Regions from separate parts of the Homo sapiens genome. Here regions 2 and 3 are each linked to region 1. The links are chromatin contacts, found by Hi-C or POLR2A ChIA-PET in ENCODE. All regions are on one chromosome and are shown on one strand. Each heading gives the region's core, a stretch centred on a gene start or an enhancer-like site at or near the end of the contact. The rest is flanking DNA. Distances are from core to core; before and after follow the strand shown. Region 1 holds the start of ZNF423 (zinc finger protein 423). Region 2 overlaps ZNF423 (zinc finger protein 423). Region 3 holds the start of TENT4B (terminal nucleotidyltransferase 4B).

What was found. Hi-C counts contacts between places; a loop is a spot of excess contacts on that map. ChIA-PET counts read pairs that join two places held with the same protein, here RNA polymerase II (POLR2A). Pooled maps may share reads with other maps.
Region 2: a map of psoas muscle shows a loop between it and region 1 (2.5-fold over the local background). The contact joins the enhancer-like site here to the promoter of ZNF423 in region 1. A Hi-C loop is called at or near these places in 7 of 168 maps with a recorded cell type or tissue (A673, IMR-90, chondrocyte and 4 more) and 12 of 50 pooled maps. POLR2A ChIA-PET finds 5 or more read pairs at or near these places in 2 of 52 experiments (HEK293 and IMR-90).
Region 3: a map of prostate gland shows a loop between it and region 1 (3-fold over the local background). The contact joins the promoter of TENT4B here to the promoter of ZNF423 in region 1. A Hi-C loop is called at or near these places in 1 of 168 maps with a recorded cell type or tissue (prostate gland), 1 of 37 single-sample maps with no recorded cell type and 14 of 50 pooled maps.

Annotation. Positions count from the first base shown.
Region 1 is chr16:49,854,800-49,857,447 of GRCh38, reverse strand. ZNF423 (zinc finger protein 423) reads left to right here and starts at 1,336. Exons shown (of 8, transcript NM_001379286.1): 1 at 1,336-1,713. The coding sequence starts at 1,674. RefSeq lists a silencer at 1,833-2,092.
Region 2 is chr16:49,559,065-49,561,712 of GRCh38, reverse strand. The region is part of intron 5 of ZNF423 (zinc finger protein 423); the gene reads left to right. Among named protein-coding and RNA genes, the nearest start is that of LINC02179, 94 kb to the right of the region's middle. Within about 2 kb of position 1,297, at least 5 of the 41 ENCODE cell types and tissues checked have a DNase peak (open chromatin) inside an H3K27ac peak, as active enhancers do; they include psoas muscle, where a contact is called at or near this core.
Region 3 is chr16:50,152,015-50,154,662 of GRCh38, reverse strand. It overlaps TENT4B (terminal nucleotidyltransferase 4B), which reads right to left and starts at 1,357. Exons shown (of 12, transcript NM_001365324.3): 1 at 404-1,357. The coding sequence starts at 1,041. RefSeq lists silencers at 518-687, 808-857, 1,038-1,137, 1,368-1,527, 1,638-1,807 and 1 more and an enhancer at 1,344-2,301.

The DNA.
Region 1 (2,648 bases), core at 87-2,586:
CTTGGCGAGCTTGACAGCCGCGTGGGCCCTAAGTGTGTTCCCTCCTCCTGCCCCCGGTGCAGCCAGCGCCCGAGCCCCGGCCCCGCGTGCTGGTGCGGTGCCCGCGCCCGCGCCGTGCCTGCCGCCGCCGCCGCCGCCGCCACCACGGTCCGGGTTTTGCGGGCGGCCGGAGCTGTATTTCCAGCGCTGTCCATCGCTCGGTGCTGTTGGCCCTCTCTCCGTCTGATCCGAGCCGGAGCAGTGCGGGGCGCCCCACGGGATCAGAGCGCTCCCCCGCCGGGACTCCGCTCCTCACATCCTCCTGCTGGGACCCGGCTACATTTCCAGCCAAGCCTGGCTTTATTATGTGTCTCTGCAGTGCAGCCCCAGCAGCCGGATCGGGAGGAGGAGAGCCAGCGACCACAAAGAAGACAGGAGCGCGAGGGAGGCTGGCGGGCGGGCCGGCGCCGGCTGGAGCGCGGAGGAGCCGGGGCGCAGCCGCCGCCGCCGCTGCCCAGGAGGACGGGAGCCCGGCCGCCGCCGCCGCCGCCTGCTCGTCCTCCTCTTCCGCCACCGCGGCCGCCGCCTCCCCCCTCTCCGAGCCCCTGGCCCATGGAGGCAGCTAGCGGGGCCGGCGACTTGGCACCGGCCTGGGGATCGGCTGCGCGCCTCGCGCTGAGCACCGCAGCCCGAGGGCAGGCAGCGGCGGCCCGGCGCACGGGCTGAGCGATGCCCGGGGCACGGGCGCGCCTGCCGGCCGCCGCCTGAGCGCCCCCGCGCGCCCCTTCCTCCTCCGGGGGGCCGGCGCCGGGCCGATCCGAGAGCCAGAGAAGGGGGCGTGAGCCAGGGGCCCCGAGCCGCGGCTTCCGAGCCACTGCGGCCGTTTCGAGCCTCCCCTCCAAGTAGGCTGAGTTGAGGGACCCCCGCCCCCCATCCATCATAATCTCCAAACCAGGCGCTTGGGCATTTTTGAGCCATTAATATTTATTATTTTTTTTTGTGCGGCAGGGGATAATTCGAAGGCTTCTTTTTTTTTTTTTTCCTGGGGGGTACTGAGCTTCCGCGCTCCCGACCGCCTCCCGGTCTCCTCCCCCCTTGAGATACCCTCGACTCCAGCCCCGTTCCCCCTCCTCAGATGGGTTCATTGTGAGCTCCGCACCGGGCTGCGTGGCCGGACGCCTGCAAACTTTGCACAAAAATCCGGCAAGGGGCGGAGGAGGAGGAGAAGGAGGAGGAGGGTGAGGGTGGCGGTAGGGTGGGGGAGGGAAGGAGGGGGCCGCAGGGGCCGGGGGCCGGCGGGGGGTTGGGAGGAGGAGGGGGGCGGCTTTTTTTTTTTTTTTTTTTTTTTTTTTTTTGCATAACTCGGCTCGGCCGAGTGGCCTCCGGACTCCCCGCGCCGCTGGGACCGCCGCTTGGATCGGGAGCCCCGGACTGCCGCATTGCAACAGGCAGGGCCCCGGCGCGCCCCCCGGGCCTCCCCCCGCCTTCGAGCGGCCTCGGCCGGCCCGGGCTGCCCCCCCAAGGGAGGCCGCCCCGGACCTGCGGTCCGCTCCCCACAGCCGCCAACCGGGCTGCAAAAAAAAAAGTTTCCAAGAGACAGGCGGAGGAGAAGGGGGAGAAGGGCTGCCCGGAGCGGCGGGGGGCGGCGGGGGGAGCCGGCTGCGGAGGGCGACGGAGCGCCCGGAGCCCCGGACATGTCCAGGCGGAAGCAGGCGAAGCCGCGCTCGGTGAAAGGTGAGCGAGCGAGGCCCGGCGGAGGCGCGAGCGAGCGAGCGAGGAGGGAGGGAGCGAGGGAGGAGGGACCGGCGAGCGGGCTGGCTGCCGGGGACCCGCGCGAGCGAGCCGAGAGGAGGAGGAGGAGGCGGCAGAGGAGGCGGAGGCGGAGGCGGAGGCGGAGGAGGGGGAGGAGGAAGCCGGGAGCAGGAGGCGGAGGCGGCGGCGGCGGCGGCGGCGGCGGAGGGGGTACGCCGCGGACACCCTCCCTGCCCGGACTCGGCGCCGTCGCCCTTGGGGGACCCAGGCCTGGGGGCGCCGCTAAGGGGCCCTTGCCGCTCCCTCCGTGCGGGGCCCGGGCCCGTGTGGCCAATCAAGGGGTGCTGGCCCGACTTGGCGGGGATTGCGAATCTCGGCGGCGGCGGGCGGGCGACAGGAGGAAGGAAGAGGCGGCGAGGACGGGCGCCCGGCAGGCCGACCGCTCCTCGCTGGCCCCGGGCCTCGCTGGCTCTCTCTGGCCCCTGCCTGGTCGCCCGAGGACGCGGGGAGCGGCGGGCGCTGTCGGCGAGCGCCCCGGGCGCCGCGCCCTCGCCCCGGCCGCCTGGCGCCCCCTCCCGCCCCTGCCCAGGCCTTCTCCCGGCCCGGGCCCCTGCACTTCCTGCCTCCTCCACCGAGGCCCACCGGGCAGGGAGCCTCCGCCAGGAGTTCATTGTCTGCACGGCGCCGGCGGGACGCAGGTCCTCAGGGGAGCTCAGCGGCCGCGGTGCGCGCCCCTCCGCGGAGGGCGCCCCGGATCTGACCCCGGGCACCGGCACCCTGGATCTGACCCCGGGCACCGGCACCCTCGACACCCAGGCCGGCTTTCTGTGCTGGCTCCCCGGGGTGCGCGCGTTTGTGGGGAGCTGCAGATATATAGATACACACACCCATCCCTTCGTCTCCACGCTTTGCTTTCT
Region 2 (2,648 bases), core at 48-2,547, 300 kb after region 1:
TGAGAAATTAGAAGTGTGTTTAATTCTGGGGCTGGAAGAAAATACAAGTGCAGCAAATTTGCAGTAATAGGAGAAAGTTAATGCCTGGCAAAAAAAGGAATCAATTTAGTGATTGCTTTTATATTTTGGAAGAGCAGATTGGTTTTTCATGCTTTTTTATGATAAAAGCATACAGATTCACTTAGATCCATGGTTTTCATATTGCTTTCGAAGAATAAAGAGAGGTTATGGATTAAGGGGAGTATACAAAGGTTAAAAGTACGTGCATGTCATCTGTATTCTGTGTATCTGGTGCATATATGTAATATATATGTGTATATATCTATATATGCCTCTATACATCTATATACACACATACCCCCAGTAAAGTAGATGTAGTTACAATATAGTTGGTAAATATTTAATAACTCACTGTCCGATAAAAAACAGAATTTTGATTTTGTAGCCTTTGCCGATTTCTGTGGTGTAAATACTCCCACTGTGGGCCAATTTCAGTCTACCAATATCATTTCGCTGAATCTGGAGTTGGGAAGAGAAACGCACAGTTGGCTCTCAGGAGTCAGTATGAACTGGCTCTAGCACAGCCCTGTTTTATATGTGCACATGTACGTGCATATAGACAGACACATATTATCTCTATGGTTTAAGAAAAAAAGAAAGGAGACATAAATGCTATCCATCAGTTTGAGCCCTGAGTATCATCTCTGTGTTTTCCCAAGTGCCAGCCTCCTTTAGTGAATTTGCATGTACATTTTATTCAAGTAAAGAGCAGCCTCCTGCCCTGGAAACACGGTGACTTTATTTTCATTAAGTTCCACGTGCTAAAGGAAAAAAGAAAAGAAGAAAAGAAGAGGTGAAGAAGGAGGGGGAGAATCCAGGCTTGGCTTCCCTTGCATTAGCAACACTGGCTTGTCTTCAGCGTACTCGGCCGACTCGCCTCGGTTTTTATCCAGCCATTGTTCTTTTTACACCGAGTTTGCACACTGTGGCGTGTCTGGGGAATTTCAGCAGTTGGAATATACATGAAAAGAGTTCCGTTCCACTTTCATAAGGTCCCTGGATGGCTTGGACGAGGCCTCAAGGCCCCATGGTAGAGCCGGCACCACATTCATATTCCTTCCCACACCACACACGATAGCACGAAGCCCAGACCAATCGAAAACTTGACAGTAAGCCTTTTGATTTTGCGGGGAAACCTTCATCATGCTGCGAGAGGGAAGGGAATATAGCCCAAACTGGACTTCATACTGTGGCAAGCTTGAAATCCCAGCCCAACCGCAGAGCTGGCTGATTGGAATTGTTGGAAACTGTGTCCAGGAATTCGGCTGCAAGAACTTGGCTCACAGCAACTTCGGCCTTTTTGAAAGAAAAATTGTCAACTGGGAGAGCCACTTGGGGCCTGGGTTTAATCTGTCCAGGCAGTAAAGATTCACGGAAATGATTGGCCAAGTTTCCCTAAAATGCTCAGAGCTCCTGCCTATTTGGGGACTCTGGGGGTGGGAAGGAGCAGGCTCACTGGCTCCTGGTGACAGCTGTCGTCACTGCCGTGATGATGGCAGTTGTCACCGGCTTCGATGCTATTGCTATTTTGTTAATCGCCAACCTGCTGCTTGTGAGATAGCAGAATCAGAGGTGCAAACAAAGCCATACAGAGCATATGTTCTACTCGGTACCCTGCTCTCAGGCTACTGTGACAGGGTGGCAATTTTCTGGGCACACCTTTTGCCCTGGCAAAGTCACCATGACATTTAGACAGCCAAAGACCAAAGAGAGACTAACATTGAAATCATAGATGTGTGCTGGGTAAATCTACAAGCAGTGGTACCGTTTGCACCTCTCTTGGGAGGACATCTGTGGGCTTTCTTGACTGGGATCGTGCCTTCAGTTTACTCATCTTTGTTTGAAAATGTTAGTGAATATGGGACCCTGCTATGAAATACCCATGAAATTCTAGCATCTGGGTACATTGGCCAGCAATGTCCTGATGATACTGATGTAGACAGTAGACCTTGGTTCAAATGCACAAAAGATGGAGCTTGGCGAAGGTCCAAAGAGCCAGGAATCAGGAGCAGACCGCCCACAGGAAAACATGTTGTCATCAACTCTTCTTCCTTGACAAGGATATTAAGTCCTGGTCTTTTCAGTGGGGGAAGATTCATCCTCTTGGGGCAGAGATAAGTCAGTGATGTTGAGATAGGTTTGGGTCCAACCACTCATTCTGCAGCAGGAGAGAGTTGGAGGAATTTCATCAGGGATGGATGGAGACTGGTGAGGATGTTCCCTGGGGCCTCCTAGAAAGATTAGGGGAAATCTCTCGCCATCTGGCCCCATGCTGATGCTCCAGCCCACCATACCTCATTAGCAGAGAAGGCTTTGCTTTTCTGTTTTTCTTTTTATTTCCCGTACTGTACCCTGTTCCCTGACCCCCTTTGGTACTGAGTAGGAAAGTACAAAGCGGGAAGTGGCAATATCCCAGGGCTTTGCCCCTTTTGTGTGGCCAAGCCACAGATAAGTCAGTAGACCTCTCTGGGACTCGCTTTCTCTGTCCATGAGATGGAGAGTACTCCCCACCCCAGACATACAACTGCCTTTCAGAGTGGTGTTTAGGAGTCCAGGGGATGGTGAGAAGGTGGAAGGGGCAGCTGACT
Region 3 (2,648 bases), core at 108-2,607, 300 kb before region 1:
CTAAGCGGTCTCATCTTGAGTTGTGATGATGGGGAAAAAGGTGTGGAGGGCTGGAGGCGGGGTGGTGGTCAAGGGTAGATGTGTTTAACTAAGGGGGATGGGAGGAGAGTGAATGGATAAAGGGGGGGGCCTGGGGAAGGTGTGGACGGTTAAGAGGGAGGGGAGGAAGGTGTGGACGACTAAGGGAGGACAGGAGACGGAGGGTGTGGACGGCTAAGGAGGCTTGGGGAAAGGTGTGAACGACTGGGGGGTTGGGGATGGCCAGCAGCACCCCCGTGCAACAGCAGCGAAGGCAGGCCGTGGGGGTGGCCGCTCCTAGACCCTCACAACCCCCCTCTGTGGGCGTGTGCCCGGCTGCGCATTCGCACCGGCCAGGCCATCGGGCCGCAGAGCCAGCACTCACCCCACGACTCCCTGGTTGTAGTTCCTCCGTTTCCACGGGGTCCCGCTGTACACGACCCCGCCGCCGTCTGCTCGGCCGCCCCCCGCGGCCCGCCCTCCGCTGGGCTGCAGCAGGCTGTAGTTGAGTCCATACGTGCTGGCCTTGTTGTCGCGCTTCCTCTTGTTGCTGCTGCCCGAGGCCGAATCGGCTGGATCGGCGGCGGGGACGGCGGCCGAAGGGTGCGGGGACGAGGACGCCGAGGGAGGCGAGGACGCCGAGGAGCCCGCCCGGCGGGCCCAGGCCCCGGGCTGGTGGTGGTTGTTGTTGTTGTTGGTCGTCTCTAGGGGCAGGAAGTCCCGCTGCTCCGCGGGCAGCGCGTGGCTGCCCAGCAGGCGCTCCCCGGAGCGATACATGCCGGCCGGGGCCGGGGCCGGGGCCGAGGCCGCGCCGCCGGGGCTGCCGGTGCTGCTGCCGCTCCCGCCGGTGGCCGTGCTGCTGCTGCTGCTGCTGCCGCCGCCGCCGCTCGCGCCGCCGCTGCTGTGACAGTGGTGGTTGAAGTAGAGGTTCCTCAGCCCCTGGGTCGTCTCCCAGATCTGCATCCACAGACTGTTGGACGGTCCGAGCTGCTCTGGCTGAAACCAGGCGATCCTCGGATCCATCAAACGGCGGCGGCCGCTGCCCCCGCCCCTCCCGGCCGCCCGCAGGGCCGCCGCCGCCGCCGCCTCAGGCGCACGCCCGGCCTCGGCTGCTGCTGCTGCTGCCGCTGCTGCCGCTGCTGCTGCTGCTGCTGCTCGGGGCCCGCCGCGGGCGGCGCGGTCGCGCAGGGAGCCCGGCCGGCGCCGGCGGCGTCGCTCCCGCCCTCGGGGGCTCCGCGGGCCCTCCCCCCCTCCCTCCGCCCCTCCGCCCCTCCGCCGAGCCCCTGTCACTGGGGTCCCCGTGCAAATGGCGGCGGCGGCGGCGGCGGCTCCACAGAAGAGCGAGCGGCGGCGGCGGCAGCGGCGGCAGCGAGACGCGCCTGCTCCGTAGCGTCCTCGCTCCTCCGGCCCCGGGGCGGGGCCTCTGCCGGCTCCGCCCCTCTCGCTCCGCCCCCCCCCCCCACCGCCCCGCCCTCACGCGCTCGCCCCGCCCCCGCTGCGCCGCGCAGCAGCCCGGGAGGCCTCGCCGTGCGTCACAGAGGCCGCGGCGCGACGGGGCCGCAACCGCCTGGCCCAACCGTACTTGCGCCATCTGTGGAGTGCTCCCACGTACCTGGGCGTCCGGGAGCTTCTGAGGCGCGCGCGGCTTCTCCGCCTCGGCTTCCCCGGTGCTGAGCGTGGACGAGGCCGCATGGAGGTTGCCGCCCGCCCCGCAGGGAGCGCGTTGTGGGAGGTGCCACTCCGCCCCTCGCTCCTCGCCCCTCCCATCCCTGTGGCCGCCGGATCCCGGGCCCTCGCAACCCTTCCTGACGTCTTGGCTTCTGCCTGCTTTCTAAAACACTTTCTTTTTAAAAAAAAAAAAAAAAAAAAAAACAGCCTATAACACTTTTTCTGGTGGCGTGGGGACACGCCCCCTGCCCGAGCGTGTGCCCCGGGGTCCTGACGCGGGCTGCGCGAGACCCTGCACGGCTACGTGTGCCCCGCCCTGCTGCGCCCTGGCCGGGGTGGGGGACCCCTCACCCCGGCCTGAGGCCACAGAAACCTGTACCCCATGCATAGCCCTGGGGGAGACCACTAAGACTGAGAGTGTGAGCCAAGGGCGGAAAGCCGCAGCCGCACACTCAACCCACTTTACAGGGACACGCAAACACGTGTAGATGCACAGAGAAGCAGACACACTCCTGCGCGGCGTAGCAAAGACGCTCTCCTGCCCTAAGGTGCACCAACAGCCTTAGAAAGCTCTTCTGAGTTCAGCATTAAATTTTAAGAAAACCCAAAACCTTTTAATCCTAAAATGAAGATTTAGCATCAGCAAAGATTGTCCACTAGGTCGTTATTTGCATGTCTTTCAAATCTCAGTGGTTAAAAAGCCAAGGAAAGGGGAATGTTAAGTATTTTAAATCAAGAGACTAAAAGAAAGTAAGTGAACAGCTTCTATGTGGGCCCTTTAAGGTTGGTCCAACGTCCAGAACAAGTCCCTGATGCCTGATATTGGCCTTCCATTTTGGGAGCTCAATATCCTGGAAAGTTTTTATGACAAATAGTGGAAAACTATCAAAGAACTAAGTGTCGCTCTACCTTTTTCTTTCTTTCGAGACTAACTCTTGCTCTGTCATCTGGAGTTCAGTGAC